Linked DNA regions of Homo sapiens: all the other regions are linked to region 3. A link is a contact called in ENCODE Hi-C or POLR2A ChIA-PET data. All regions are on one chromosome and are shown on one strand. Each heading gives the region's core, a stretch centred on a gene start or an enhancer-like site at or near the end of the contact. The rest is flanking DNA. Distances are from core to core; before and after follow the strand shown.

Region 1 (4,721 bases), core at 62-2,561, 2.4 Mb before region 3:
CCCAACCCTAGAACTGCACTCCAAAACTGAAGCAAGCAGAGTCAAGTAATGACCTCTCACCATGGTTTTTTGTTTTAGTTTTTAATTTTGCAGAGACTAGCTCTCACCACGTTTCCCAGGCTGGTCTTGAACTCCTGGACTCAAGCAATCCTCCCACCTCGGCCTCCCAAAGTGCTGGGATTACAGGCATGAGCCACCCCCGCCGGCCTTGGCTTCTCACTTTGAACAAGGCTTATGCCTTCAGCCTCATCACTGATTTCACACAGACGATATTACTCCTTCCATTCACCTGCCTGACCCTTCTAGGCAACTAACTCTTTATGAGGAAGAAGATGGGAACCCAGAGATTCATAGCTCAAGTTTAATCATTCCCTCATCCCTCAAGCTACAGAACTAGCTGGCTGTAGCACCAAGAACCACTAAGAACTCAAACCCCTTAAAGGCTGGAAGACCAGACTACTCCTTCAACTGGAATCCAGAGATGGGAGAGGCCAATCTCTAATTGACCCAATTCTGCCACACCTTCAAACAAGTATAGGAAAGAAAAATGAGTGTCCTAAATCCAACAGAAAATTAAGCTTTCGGAATTTACCTCTCTTCCCCTCCTCGCTGCTGTATATCCTGCAGTTTCTCAACGAACTCATGAAATTTCATTTCTTCCCTGTTGGACCTCGGCTTAAAGTTCTGGAAATTGGCCATCTTCTTCTCATCATAGTACAAGAACTTGTGGGTGCTGGCACTGTACACAGAGAAGTCTCCATTGCCAATATTCTCTTGCAGGTATTCAAGGTCCCATTTCAGGGCAGGATACACAAGATTTGTGTCGGTCAGCACCACAGGCTCCTAAATGAAAACAACAGGTGAAAAACACCAAATGAAGTAATGCCAAGGAGCCGGTGGGTTGGCCTCCATGATCCCAACTACTTCTCAACTTCAGAATAATTTCTCCTGTTAATCAGCACGAACCCCTAAGTTCCGTATCTCCTCGCCTTTCTCTCCATCTTCCCATAGGCCCTAGTCTAGAGCCCTGCCAGTCTCCCATCTCTTTCACCATTCACCTCTGACCTCTCAACCGGGTACCTTCCTCCTCTCCCTTTAGACGCGGCCCCGCCCCCCACCTCATTCTCAATAAGCTCCTCTGCCCGGGGGTCGCTCTGACTCAGACGCGGAATGGGCCTAGTCGGGAAGCTATAACTGCGCAACTGGGATTCATCCCAGGCGGGGCCGAGGGCTCCAGCCTCCTCCCGGGGCTCTCCAGAGCCAGAGGCCACAGCCTCCGCCGCTGTCGCCGCCATCTCCGCCGCCAGGGACGGCCCCCACCGGAACCGGAAGCTCCGCCTATTCCGGACCCCAAAAAAAAAAAAACAAAAAAACCACACACCCAACGGAAACCATAGAGATGAGCTGCGAGAGAGAGCGGTCCAGAGACATAAAGAACGCGGAGCCGAGGCCTGAGGGTGCGCCTCCTAATGGTAGTATGCAGCTCTACATCCTAGGCTCCACTGCTGAAGAAATGGGGCTAGACACTAGTCCCACGGAATAGGGACGACCTGGTAGAGCAAAACACAAAAAAAGTTGCCCCATGTGCCCGAGTCTACACAAGAGTCAAAGAAGGAAGCAAGTTCAGTTAGGCATTAAACTTTACACTCATGAATGGGGAGAAAAGCAAACTCTTGACCCACCTAAAGAAGTCAGAAGGAAAAGCAGTGATCACATTGGTAGATGTAGAGCAAAGGCTGACTGAAGGCTTAGGCAAAAGATATACAGCAAGTTGAATTCTTTCAAAATCAAAGACAGTTTTCTTTTGTTTAGCATCATTTGATTTTTCTGCCTATATCACCATGTCTCCTACTTGAATATATGTTTGCCGTGAATCGAATGTTATTAGAGGCCAACCATGGACATCTCACATTTTCAAACAATCTATACTGATTATAAAAGGCCATATTAATACCTCTATTGCTTACTTGGACAGTTCTTATGGCTGGCTGTGAGAGGCCCAATTCTAAGATGTATCCCAAGATTTGTACCCTACGGTGTACACATCCTGTATACATTTCTCCCCTTAAAAGAAAACACGACTGTGAATATGATAGAGCATCACTCCTGTAATTAGGTTAGCTTATATGACAAGGATGTAATTAAAGTCCCTAATCAATTAACTTTAAGGCAGTCAAAAAGAGGTGATTTATCCTGGTGGGCTTCATCTTATCACTCTAGCCCTTTAAATCAGGGCTAGAGGTCAGAGACAGAATCTAAGAGATTTGAAGCCACAGCACAGCTGTCCTGTTCACCTTGAAGGAGCAAACTGCCATATGGCAGGAAATGGCAGGTGGACTCTAGGAGCTGAGAAAGGCTCCTGGGTGACAGCCAACAAGAAAGTGGGCACCTTAATCCTACAAATGCAAGTAACTGAATTCTGGCAACAACCACTGAACTTGGGAAAGGACACACACGGAGCCTCAGATGAGATCGCTAACCCAGCCAACACCTTGATTTCAGCCTGATAAGACCCTGAGCTGAGGACTCAGCCAACCAGTACCTGGACTCATGGAATATGTGAGAAAATAAATTGGTGTTTTGGGCTGCTAAATTTACAGTAATTTGTTATGCAGTAATAGAAATGAATGCACTGGCTTAACTATGTAATTATGCTACATAGTAACCATGCTACACCAAACCGATAATAGGGCTACCTCTGTGGAAGTGTTTGAGGCTGCAGGGGGCAATCAAGGCTTTCATTTTATCTGCAGTGTTTGAATTTTTTTTTTTTTTTTGAGCTAGGGTCTCACTCTGTCACCCAGGCTGGAGTGCAGTGATGCAATCTTGGTTCACTGCAACCTCCACCTCCCCAGCTCAAGCAATCCTCCTACCATAGCCTCCCAAGTAGCTGGGACTAAAGGCACACACCACCATGCCGGACTAATTTTTTTTCCTTCTGTAGAGAAAGGGTTTTGCCATGTTGCTCAGGCTGAATGTTTGAATTTTTACAAGAATGTATTAATTCATAACCTTGGGAATTAAAAATAAATTAGGCCAGGCATGGTGGCACATGCCTGTAATCCCAGGACTTTTCAAGGCTGAGGCAGGAGGATTACTTGAGCCTGGGTGTTCCAGATCAGCCTGGGCAACATAGCAAGACCTCATCTCTACAAAAAATTTTAAAAATTAGCTCGGTGCGTTGATGCATGCCTGTAGTCCCAGCTACTAGGGAGGCTGAGGTAGGAGGATTGTTTGAGCCTGGGAGGTGCAGGCTGCAATGAGCCATGATCATGCCACTGCACTCCAGCCTGGATGACAGAGCAAGATCCTGTCTTACTAAAAATAAATAAATTAATTAAGATCAAGAAGATTAAAAGAACTAAAATCAGTAATGAAACAGGGATATTACTGCTGACTTTACCCCCCAAAAAAAGCATATAAGGACATACTGTAAACAATTGTATGTCAAAAAATTACAGAACCTAGATGAAATGGACAGATTCCTAGAAAGGCACAAGCTATAATAGCTGATTCAAGAAGAAATGGAAAATCTGAATAGACCTGTAACAAGAGATTGAATTAGGAATCAAAAACATCCCATAAAGAAAAGCCCAGAAACTGGGCATGGTGGCTTACATCTGTAATCCCTACACTTTGGGAGGCAGAGGCAAGCGAATCACTTGAGCCCAGAAGGTCGCGACCAGACTGGGCAACATGGAGAAACCCCATCTCTACCAAATCCCCCCAGCCAAAAAAAAAAAAAAAAAAAAATTAGCAGGCATGGTGGCACGCCTGTAGTTCCAGCTATTCGGGAAGCTGAAGTGGGAGGATCACTTGAGCCCGGAATGTGGAGGTTGCAGTCAACTGAGATTGCACCACTGCACTCCAGCCTTTTGAGACAGAGCTAGGCCTTGTCTCAAAAGAAAAGAAAAGGCTGGGCACAGTGGCTCATGCCTGTAATCTCAGAACTTTGGGAGGCCGAGGTCGGGGGGACCACCTGAGGTCAGGAGTTCGAGACTAGCCTGGCCAACATGGTAAAACCCCCATCGCTATCAAAAATACAAAAATTAGCCAGGCATGGTGGTGCACGCCTGTAGTCCCAGCTACTTGGGAGGCTGAGGCAGGAGAATCGCTTGAATCCCGGAGGCGGAGGTTGCAGTGAGCTGAGATCGTGCCACTGACTCCAGCCTGGGCAACAGAGCAAGATTCCATCTCAGGAAAAAAAAAAAAGAAAAAGAAAAAGAAAAGCTCAAGACCAGATAGATTTACTGATGAATCCTACCAAACATTTTTTAAAAAATTAACACTGGTCTGGGTGCAGTGGCTCATGTCTGGAATCCCAGCACTTTGGGAGGCCACGGCGGGTGAATCACGAGGTCAGGAGACCGAGACCATCCTGGCTAAAACGGTAAAACCCTGTCGCTACTAAAAATACAAAAAAATTAGCCGGGCATGGTGGCGGGTACCTGTAGTCCCAGCTACTCAGGAGGCTGAGGCAGGAGAATGGCGTGAACCTGGGAGGCGGAGCTTGCAGTGAGCCGAGATTGCACCACTGCACTCCAACCTGGGCAACAGAGCGATACTCCGTCTCAAAAAAAAAAAAAAAGAAAGAAAGAAAACTATAGACCAATATTTCTTATGAATATAGATGCAAAAATCCTAACAGAATACTAGCAAACTCAGTGTAACACCATATAAAAGAATTATATACTATGACCAAGTGGGATTTATTCCAGGAA
Region 2 (4,777 bases), core at 457-2,956, 2.0 Mb after region 3:
GTGCTCTAAAGTATGCAATGTCACAATGCCTCAATGAGAACAATTCTAAACAACTATAAACAGAAAAGTAAACAACAAAAATACACTTAAAGGGCATTTAAAGCATATCCTGAAGTCAAATTATAGATCTAGGCTAAAGTATAGTCCCTCTGTAATATTTCAAAATATAGAAACTTCTGGGATTACAGCATACTATTACCAGAGAGACTAGAACAGAATCCGAAGTGTGACCATGGCAAAAAATTGAAGCATTTAAAAGTTCATACATTATCAATGCACACAGTGGGTGTTCATTGTGGTTACTGTCTTTTGTCCTTCCATAAAACCAGATATAAAACGTTTTATTTGGTAATTATACTTATTTTCACGCAACAAACAGGAAACATTTGGTTGTGTAACATACCTACATTTTATTCTCCCCTTTTGTTGGCAATTTTCTGTATCTAGGGATGATCTAATTTACAGTTTCTATGGCAAAAATCAACATCGTTTACTATGCTTACCTTCCCCAGGAAATCCCAACACCCTCAAAGTGTTAACAGAACGCAATGTCTCTTTATAAATTTCAGAAAAGACAATTTTGCTGAAAGATAGTGAATGCATTTCTATAAATTTGCAGTTAAACTCAAAAAATGTTAGGAAATTTCACTGAATCAATTTAAATGTTTTAAATTAAACCTGAGGATATCAACCTTAGAGTACACTCAAATCAGACCCCTTGCTGCAGAAAAAGCAATTCAACAATTACCAGTAACTAGATCTAACATGCACACTTTCAAGTTAATAGAATTCCTATCCTGACAGTTTGGTGTCTTCATGTTTTATCACTGCGACAACTGTACAAATTCCAACATTCTTATGAATTCCTTGAACATTGACTTATTTTATTTTTCTAGGGTTTTTTAGACGTTTGACAACATACTCAACAATGTTTGCACTAAAACAGCTCACATACACTACTTGCTCTCAAATTTAAACCTAAAAAGAAAACTGAGTCTTAACTGTTGTATTCTGAACTTTAAAGCTACATCTGTTTGATCGGTCCACTTAAGAGTTAAAACATTTTTCCTTATATACATTTCGCTCTATGTACTTTTCAATTACCACAGCCACCTAGGAAGAGACTGTCTACTTGACAAAGAGGACACCATGTAACGAATAGAGTCAAAATGAACCCTACATGTGAGAAAGCCAGTTACAAAGAAATCCAACTGCCACTGGGTGTGGTTAGGGTCTGCGGGGAAGAGCACCTTTGGCCAACTCTGGAGAAGAGCGAGCGCGTCAGGGAGCAGGGCATCTCTGCAAGAAATGGCCCCCAATGACCATACGCTGGGCCAGCAATAGGGACGCCGTCGAGTCGGGCCTGCGAACCTATAGCTCGAGGGGTGCGGTCTGCGGGGCGCCCTTGCTGTCTCCACCAACCACGAAACCCGCCGAGTGAGTGCTTCGAGCGCCGCGCGCCCAGCTTCGCCCCAAACACCGCGCCCGATCCGCCCCTTCCTCCGGGGTTCGGCTGCCCCGCGGGGAGCGCGGAGGCACACCGTCTCCTACTCCCACCCAGCTCCTAGAATGTAGGAGAGTGTAGAGTTCAAAAAGCCCGGAAGTAAAACAACCCCAGGTTAAGAAAGTAAGGGTAAGCTCTAGCAGTCGGCAAAAGCGCTCGGCAAAAAAACCCCGACTTCTCCAGAAAAACTTTGCGGCAAGTTAAGCGGAAGCGCTGAATGGCCGGGACTATTTAACTCGCGCTTCCTCTCACAAGAGGCGGATCCCTGGACCTGTTTGGGGGACCCTGACGGTCCACAAACTCGCCGTTTGCCTGCTGGGTGGCCCTCTAGAAGTTCTGACATCCTAAAAGGTCTGGGCAGTCCCGCTGACGGGGAATACCTGTCGTAGTACCCATTGCCTGCGAGTCCCTGATGGCGGCCATTACACTTCCATCCGGGTATTGCCGAAAAGCTGATCGCAGCGCTACCGGGAGCGCACGCTGCGGCGGAGGGATCTGCGCTTTACCTGAGACAAGCGGAAGAGAACGGAGGCCGGCAGGGTCCGCGCTCGGTCTGACGAGACTAGGCCATGGAGCTGGGTTCGCCGCTGACCTCTCCATCTAGCGCGCGGCCCCGGCGCCCACCAGTCCAGTGACCCACTACTACCTCTTTGCTCACCAGCAGCTGCTGATCTTACTGCCGGTGAAATGGCAGACAAACGTCTACTCTGTGCTCTTCAGAGTAGACACCAGGAGCAGGAACTGTATGCACTTCCCAAGCCCTTGCTGACTGGGAATGGTCTCCACCCTGAGATTTTAACCAGTTCCGGTTTAGCAAATGGCGCCTCCCCACCTCTGGCTTCTGGCACGCAGGTTTTAGCAACCATTGTAGCCCACGTCAACGAAAGAAGCTGCCGCCAGTAGTTCTAGAAGACATACTGAACTCCAAACCTGTATATATTGAATAATTGATCAAAAACTATCTTCACAATGAGGGAGGCTCACATCTCCCTCAAACGAATACTTCCTCTACCTGACAACAGGGCTGGACAGTTAATATGGTTGGCTTTACCCCAAAGGCCAGTGTGGCTCCTCTTCTGTTCTTTATAAATCCAACCTACTAATTGATACCTCACTTTCTACATAATTCTACATAAATTATCTTCCTTTTAAAATGTGGGGAGGGAATAAGTGGCGGCAAACGTTTAAGCAACAACAAAAAACCTTGGCGCAGAAGGATATACCAATAAATTGAAAGTGAAACTATGATCAGATTTTTCATTTTTTAATGTTCCGTGTTTTCTTAAGTAGCATGTATGACATTTATAATTTTTAAAAATTTTTTAAAATATGTGTATGATACATATTTTTCATTGTCTTAGGGCAGGCTTTTGAAAATGTCAGCCTGTAGCCAAATGCAAGATTTTCTCCATCCTTTAATAAAAAGCACACTGAGAAATCCTCACTTTGTCTTTAGGAAGCCTTCTTTATTATTGTGTTTACTGGGCTACACAATTCCACCTAGAAAAGGCGAATGAGCGGAAATTCACATTAGTCATATTTATGCTTGTGTAAAACACACAAGGAGAAATCTTCTGTAAATACCAAAGGGGATGCCATTATGGAATGAAGAACATGTTTACAAAGTGGATTTTATTCCGCATCGTACATCACCCATCTCTCTTCAGGTCCTCATTTCTGTGCAAGCCAGACATGCACACACATCACAGCAGAAAGAGAGAGAACGAGATTTTTCTTTTAATAACAAAAAACGATGTTAGTTTGGAAAAATGGACAGAGTTTTTTGTTCTGTGTTTTGATGTAGTTTTTGTTTTTTCGATTAAGATATTGCATCCCCCCCCACAGTATTCACATTATAACTTTATTTTTACTTCTACATATACATTCACCTACAAAACCTTGCAAACCTGCATTTATGTTATAGAAGAATTGGAGAAAGTTAAAATAAATTAAAATATTAGTCAGACTTACCTTATCTCTTCCCCTTTCTCTTCCACCATTCATATCACCTCTTCCACCATTCATATCACCTTTTTTTTCTTGCTAACCTCTATGTTCAAAACCTGAAAGGTTTCTCTTGATCTCCTTTCAGGTTTTGAACATATTGGTTAGCAAGAAAAAAAAAAGTGGAAGTGGGGTGGTGAGGGAGGAGAGGAGAGAGGAGAGTGAATCAAGAAGGAAGGGAAGATGATTAAAAGGGAGAAAAAGATACAAAGGGGAGAAGGCTAAATCATAGCTTAGGAAAGGATTCTGGAATACTTTTTTACTTGAGAAGGATAGTTATGGGGATAGGACATCTAGATTAATGCTTTAAATAGTTGATCCCTCTGAAGACCTTACTACTGCTTACTAGCTGACAGCATTTAACCTCTGAGCTTCTCAGAGCTGTGCAACATATAACTAACACGTTATATATTGTTTGATAGACTGAAGAGAGTACTCAACGCCATTGCACCAAGAGTGTAATGGAAATGATAAAAGTGATGATGGTGGTGATAGTAATGAAGTTTCCATCTTGATTGCAAACCTCTTTCTGCTTTTCAATATACAACTGATGCCAGGTGCAGTGGCTTGTGCCTATAATCCCAGCGATTCAGGAGGCTGAGGTGGAAGGATTAAAAAAAATATGCGTACGATTCATGGACTCTGTGTCATAAAGCAGCTCACTTTAAGACAGTGAAATTTTCTCCTAAAAATAATATATAAATGGAAATTCATTTCTCTCTAAGGATTCTCACCTGTAAATCATACTTAAATCAAACTTATATTTGTTCTTACAACAATGTAAACATACTTTTAAGACACAGATAAGTTGGTACATCATAAGCACTATGATAATAAAAGATTAAATGATATTAATTTGGATAGTAAGAGTCTCTAAAAATGTCTCTCTTCTTTTTGCTGATCTATGAACTCAAGCCCAGGTTCTCTACCCCCAACAATATAATCAAGTGCAATCAGAATTGGGAAAAAAAAAAAAAAAAAGAGATATGAAGAGCCTGGGTGATACAGCATAAAGTGGTTACACATCCTGGTCAAAGATACGGCTTAATTACTTGTGGCAATCTATCATACAAGTGTTAGTTGATCTTTAAGTATTATTCTTCTCAATGTTCTTTTCAATTTTGTTGTTTAATATTTATTCAGCAGACATTTTCTTGAATACCTATTATGTGCCAGAAACTGCTAGCAATAAATAAGACATGATTCCTCATGGAGGGCCATCAGTTCAATGGAATTTTCTTGAATATTTGAAAGATTTTATGATCCAAC
Region 3 (4,383 bases), core at 1,848-4,347:
CACCAGTTCAATTTCAACAAACTAGGTACAAAGCAACATTTGGAATCTCTAGAAAAACAGAAACACAGCAAAGCCCAATAACCTTGCACAACAGCATTTTAGGAACCTCTAAAGTTGAAAAAAAATCTAATATAATTTTTATATAAAATGCAATTGCTAAAAAACAAACTGCAATCTGACAACTTCTATTTACAGTATTTTTTAAAGTTTGTGAATTAAGGATGACTATCCTCATTTTACAGATAAATGGAATTTCAGGAAAATACCTAAAATTATCATCATCACTATTATCATAATCATCAATAACAACAGCAACAAAATAATGAGAACTTTATTTGTACCCAGCACTAGTAAGCCATTTATGGTCACATCTCATTTCATCTTTGTAGACACCTTGTGACATAATGCCATTTACCTCCATTTGAGAGATTAGGAAACAGGCTCAGAGAAGTCAACTAATTTGCCCAAAATCAAAAACTACAGGTTGAGAATCCCTAATCGGAAAATCCGAAATCCAAAATGCTTACAAACTTTTTTTTTTTTGAGACGGGAGTCTTGCTCTGTCGCCAGGCTGGAGCACAGTGGTGTGATCTCGGCTCACTGCAACCTCAGCCTCCCGAGTTCAAGCGATTCCCCTACCTCAGGCTCCTGAGGACATGGGACTACAGGCGCACGCCACCACGCCCAGCTAATTTTTTTTGTATTTTAGTAGAGATGGGGTTTCACCATGTTGGCCAGGATGGTCTCGACCTCCTGACCTCGTGATCTGCCCACGTCGGCCTCCCAAAGTGCCAGGATTACAGACGTGCGCCACCGCGCCCAGCCCCAAAAACTTTTGACACCACCAGTGGAAAATTCCACACCCGACCTTATGTGACAGGTCTTAGTAAAAATTCAATCCAAACTTAGTGTTATGCCCAACAGAGTCTCAATCTATCGGCCAGGCTAGAGTGCAGTGGCCCAATCTCTGCTCACTGCAACTTCCACCTCCAGGACTCAAGCGATTCTCGCGCCTCAGCCTCCCGAGTAGCTGGGACTACAGGCGTGCACCACTACACCTGGTTAATTTTTTGTACTTTTAATAGAGATGGGGTTTCATTATGTTGCCCAGGCTGGTCTTGAACTCCTGAGCTCAGGCAATCTGCCTGCCTCAGCCTCCCAAAGCGCTAGGATTACAGGCGTGAGGCACCGCGTCTGGACACAAATTATTAAATTATTAAAAATACTATATAAAATTACCTTTAGGCTATGTATATAAGGTATATATGAAACCTAAATCAATTTCATGTTTAGATTGGGGTCCCATCCCAAAGATATCTAACTATGTATATGCAAATATACCAAAATCTGAAATTTGAAACACTCTGGTACCAAGCATTTCAGATAAGGATACTCCAACCTGTAGTAAGACACAGCACCAGGACTTGAACTCAAATTTGCTCGAATTTGTACACTAAGCTAATGCAACTTACTGTCATCCTCTCTTGTTTTTTGGACCATTTTCAAGTATTCTTCAATCAATAAATTCAGAATAAACACAGACTAAAAATACCTAACTACACTTTCTTACCCCTTTAAAAATTAATCGCAGAGGTCGGGCACAGTGGGCACAGTGTCAAACGCCTGTAATACCAACACTTTGGGAGGTCGAGGCGGGAGGATCATTTGAGCCCAGGAGTTAGACCAATCTGGGCGACATAGTGAAATCCTGATTCTACCCAAAAAAAAAAAAAAAACTGATTGCAGAATTAGCATTCTCTGTAAGGGGAAAAATAAGACAATAAGCAACTTGCTTAGTCTCAAAGCTTAATGTCAAAAAAAATTAAACAGATGGGATATTTGGCTATTTATATTCTGAATTTCAACTGTGACACAAGACACAAGACCTGCTGGGGACAGGTATTAGTTGTAGTACAACCATATCTGAGGAACGTTTACTGCTTTATGCTTGTACCTGTGTGATACTGAAGGAAGGTTATAACAGCAAGAGATAGTTGTGTGTGCTGAGGAAGAAGAGTCTAAATTCTGGTGGGCCTTAAAATCCAGATGAAGTTTTAAATTGACTCCACAGGTGGTAACGCCCTAAGGTCACCTCTTCACTAGGAACCTGGCATAAAAACATCTGTATGGTTCAGATTCGTTTCCAAAGACACTTTCCCCCTATTTATTAACTAATTTGATCTTCGTATAGACATGAACCTGGTTTTAAAACTCAACTGACCTAGACTGGAGACTGGGGGATGGCAAGGTTATACCCGAAACATACTTTAGAGTTCAAAGCTTTCGCAGGAATATCACTTCTGCTGAAGCCCACAACCCTGGAAGGCCGCAGGGCAAAGAACATTAACCCCACTTTTCAGACAACGAAACCGAGGCTGCGCTAAACAGACTACTGTACAAAAGATCACAGGTCCAGCCAAGTGGCGGACTGAGACTTCCCCCAGGATATCAGACTCCAAATCCTGTGCTCCTTCCCGTACACAACTGAGAGGGGGCTGCACTCACAAACTTTAAAGATCGGACTTGGGGTTTTTCGCAGGCCTGCCAAGAAAAAGCAGGAAGTACATGCTCCTTTATAGATTGCTCACTCCCAGCCCGTAGCCCGGGGCTCCCGGGCAGCGGAGGAGGCTCAAAGGCGAGGCTCGAAGCGAAGCCCGGAAACCGCCGGCAGCCCTGGGGGCCCACGGCCCCGCAGCCCCGAGGGGGTAACCAGGGACCCCGCTCAATACCTGTTGAAACCCAGAAAAAGCACGTCCTTTCCGCCAGGATCATTTGGGGCGAGCGCCCAAAGCGAGCACGAGCCCCAGTGAGTGCAAAAGAGCCCCGGGAGGGTCCCTCTCAACCGCGGGCCCGCAGGGGTCAGAAGGCGGGAGCTTCCCAGTAACCTCCGCCCCAGGCAGGGGGCGGCCCCTCGCGTCACATGAGGAAAAAAAATACCAGCAACAAACGACGGAATGGAAGTCTTGTCCCGGGCTGTGAAGGGAGAAGTGGGGATTAAAAATCCTAGCTTGAGGTACAGAGGGAGGGGATACGGGGCTGGTTGTTACCGGCGCGCTGTTGCTCTCCGCTTCCGCCGTCTCCGCGAAGCTCTATCTCTTCCGCTCGCGCCGCTGGGGCGCGCGTCAGGCCTCGGCTCCGCCCCCAACGCCGTGGGGCCTTCTGGGGGTTGTAGTTTCCGCGAGGCCCGGCCGCGCCCACTGAGTTCAGGTCACGTAGGGGAGAAGCTGGCAAAATGGCGAGTGCCGGAGAGCATTTCTGCTCCTGTCCCTTCAACCCTTCCTCATTCCTCTCGGCTATATACGTGCGCAAATCTCCTTACATTCCACTCAATTATACCATCTCACTTCCTCCGTTCACAGCCAAGTTTTTTGAAAAAGATAATCTACACTGTCTCTACTTGCTCATCTGTGTTCACTCCTCATCGCAGCTTCCGCCCCCATGGAAAATGCCTTGTTGTCATAAGTGTCCTTGTTGCCAAACTCATTGGAGGTATTTCCGGACTCATCTAACTCAAGCTTTAGTCATTTGACGCTATTGGGCATTATCACTTATTTTCTATGACACTATCCAGGTTTTCCTTCTCTGAATTCATTCTACTTTGTTTCCTCTAACTTACCTCTAAAATATTGGTGTTTTCCAGAGTTCTTAAAATTGGGGTGGGAGAGGGGACACTCCAGTCCCTTCTCACCTGAGCTCATTGTTTGTATTCCCAACTTCCTAGACAAGACCTCTCCTCATCCATGCCCACAGGCATCTCCAGTGTCCTTGAAAAGTGAACTACTGGGGCCAGGAACAGTGGCTCATGCCTGTAATCCCAGCACTTTGGGAGGCCAAGGCAGGTGGATCACCTGCGGTCAGGAGTTCGAGACCAGCCTGACCAACATGGTGAAACCCTGTCTCTACTAAAAGTACAGAAATTAGCTGTGCGTGGTGGTGGGCACCTGTAATCCCAGCTACCCAGGAGGCCGAGGCAGGAGAATTGCTTGAAGGAGAATCGCTTGAACCCGGGAGGCGGAGGTTGCAGTAAGCCAAAATTGCACCACTGCACTCCAGCCTGGGCAACACAGGGAGACTCCGTCCCCCAAAAAAAGAAAAGTAAACTACTACCCCTCCTCCCTACTCATTAATATTCACTCTTTAACCTGATTCCTCCTTTCTCACTTCCTCTTCCTCCAATATTCAAATGGTCACCAAATCTTGGAGATTCTATTGTAGCAGGACGAGCCGCAGACAAAACCTCTCAGACACCAAGTTGTAGAACGAAGGGCTTTATTCAGCTGGGAGCATCGGCAAGCTACTGTCCTAAAATCCAAGCTCCCCGAGTGCACAATTTCTGTCCCTTTTAAGGGCTCACCACACTAAAGATTTCACATGAAAGGGTCG

The links. A loop is a pair of places that touch in the nucleus more often than their neighbours do. ChIA-PET counts read pairs that join two places held with the same protein, here RNA polymerase II (POLR2A). Pooled maps may share reads with other maps.
Region 1: a loop to region 3 is called in a map of CD8-positive, alpha-beta T cell, with 11 times the contacts of the local background. The contact joins the promoter of HIF1AN here to the promoter of R3HCC1L in region 3. A Hi-C loop is called at or near these places in 2 of 168 maps with a recorded cell type or tissue (CD8-positive, alpha-beta T cell and naive thymus-derived CD4-positive, alpha-beta T cell) and 10 of 50 pooled maps.
Region 2: a loop to region 3 is called in a map of naive thymus-derived CD4-positive, alpha-beta T cell, with 7 times the contacts of the local background. The contact joins the promoter of ZNF518A here to the promoter of R3HCC1L in region 3. A Hi-C loop is called at or near these places in 1 of 168 maps with a recorded cell type or tissue (naive thymus-derived CD4-positive, alpha-beta T cell) and 8 of 50 pooled maps. POLR2A ChIA-PET finds 5 or more read pairs at or near these places in 1 of 52 experiments (CD4-positive, alpha-beta T cell).

The regions. Positions count from the first base shown.
Region 1 is chr10:100,532,533-100,537,253 of GRCh38, reverse strand. HIF1AN (hypoxia inducible factor 1 subunit alpha inhibitor) reads right to left here and starts at 1,311. Exons shown (of 8, transcript NM_017902.3): 1 at 1,119-1,311; 2 at 593-843. The coding sequence starts at 1,295. RefSeq lists enhancers at 1,332-1,391, 1,462-1,551.
Region 2 is chr10:96,127,226-96,132,002 of GRCh38, reverse strand. It overlaps ZNF518A (zinc finger protein 518A), which reads right to left and starts at 1,706. Exons shown (of 6, transcript NM_001330736.2): 1 at 1,251-1,706. It overlaps LOC124902486 (a long non-coding RNA gene), which reads left to right. Exons shown (of 2, transcript XR_007062254.1): 2 at 1-2,948. RefSeq lists enhancers at 942-1,845, 1,654-2,293, 1,846-2,750.
Region 3 is chr10:98,133,371-98,137,753 of GRCh38, reverse strand. R3HCC1L (R3H domain and coiled-coil containing 1 like) reads right to left here and starts at 3,097. Exons shown (of 10, transcript NM_001351015.2): 1 at 3,048-3,097. RefSeq lists enhancers at 2,399-2,538, 1,881-2,670.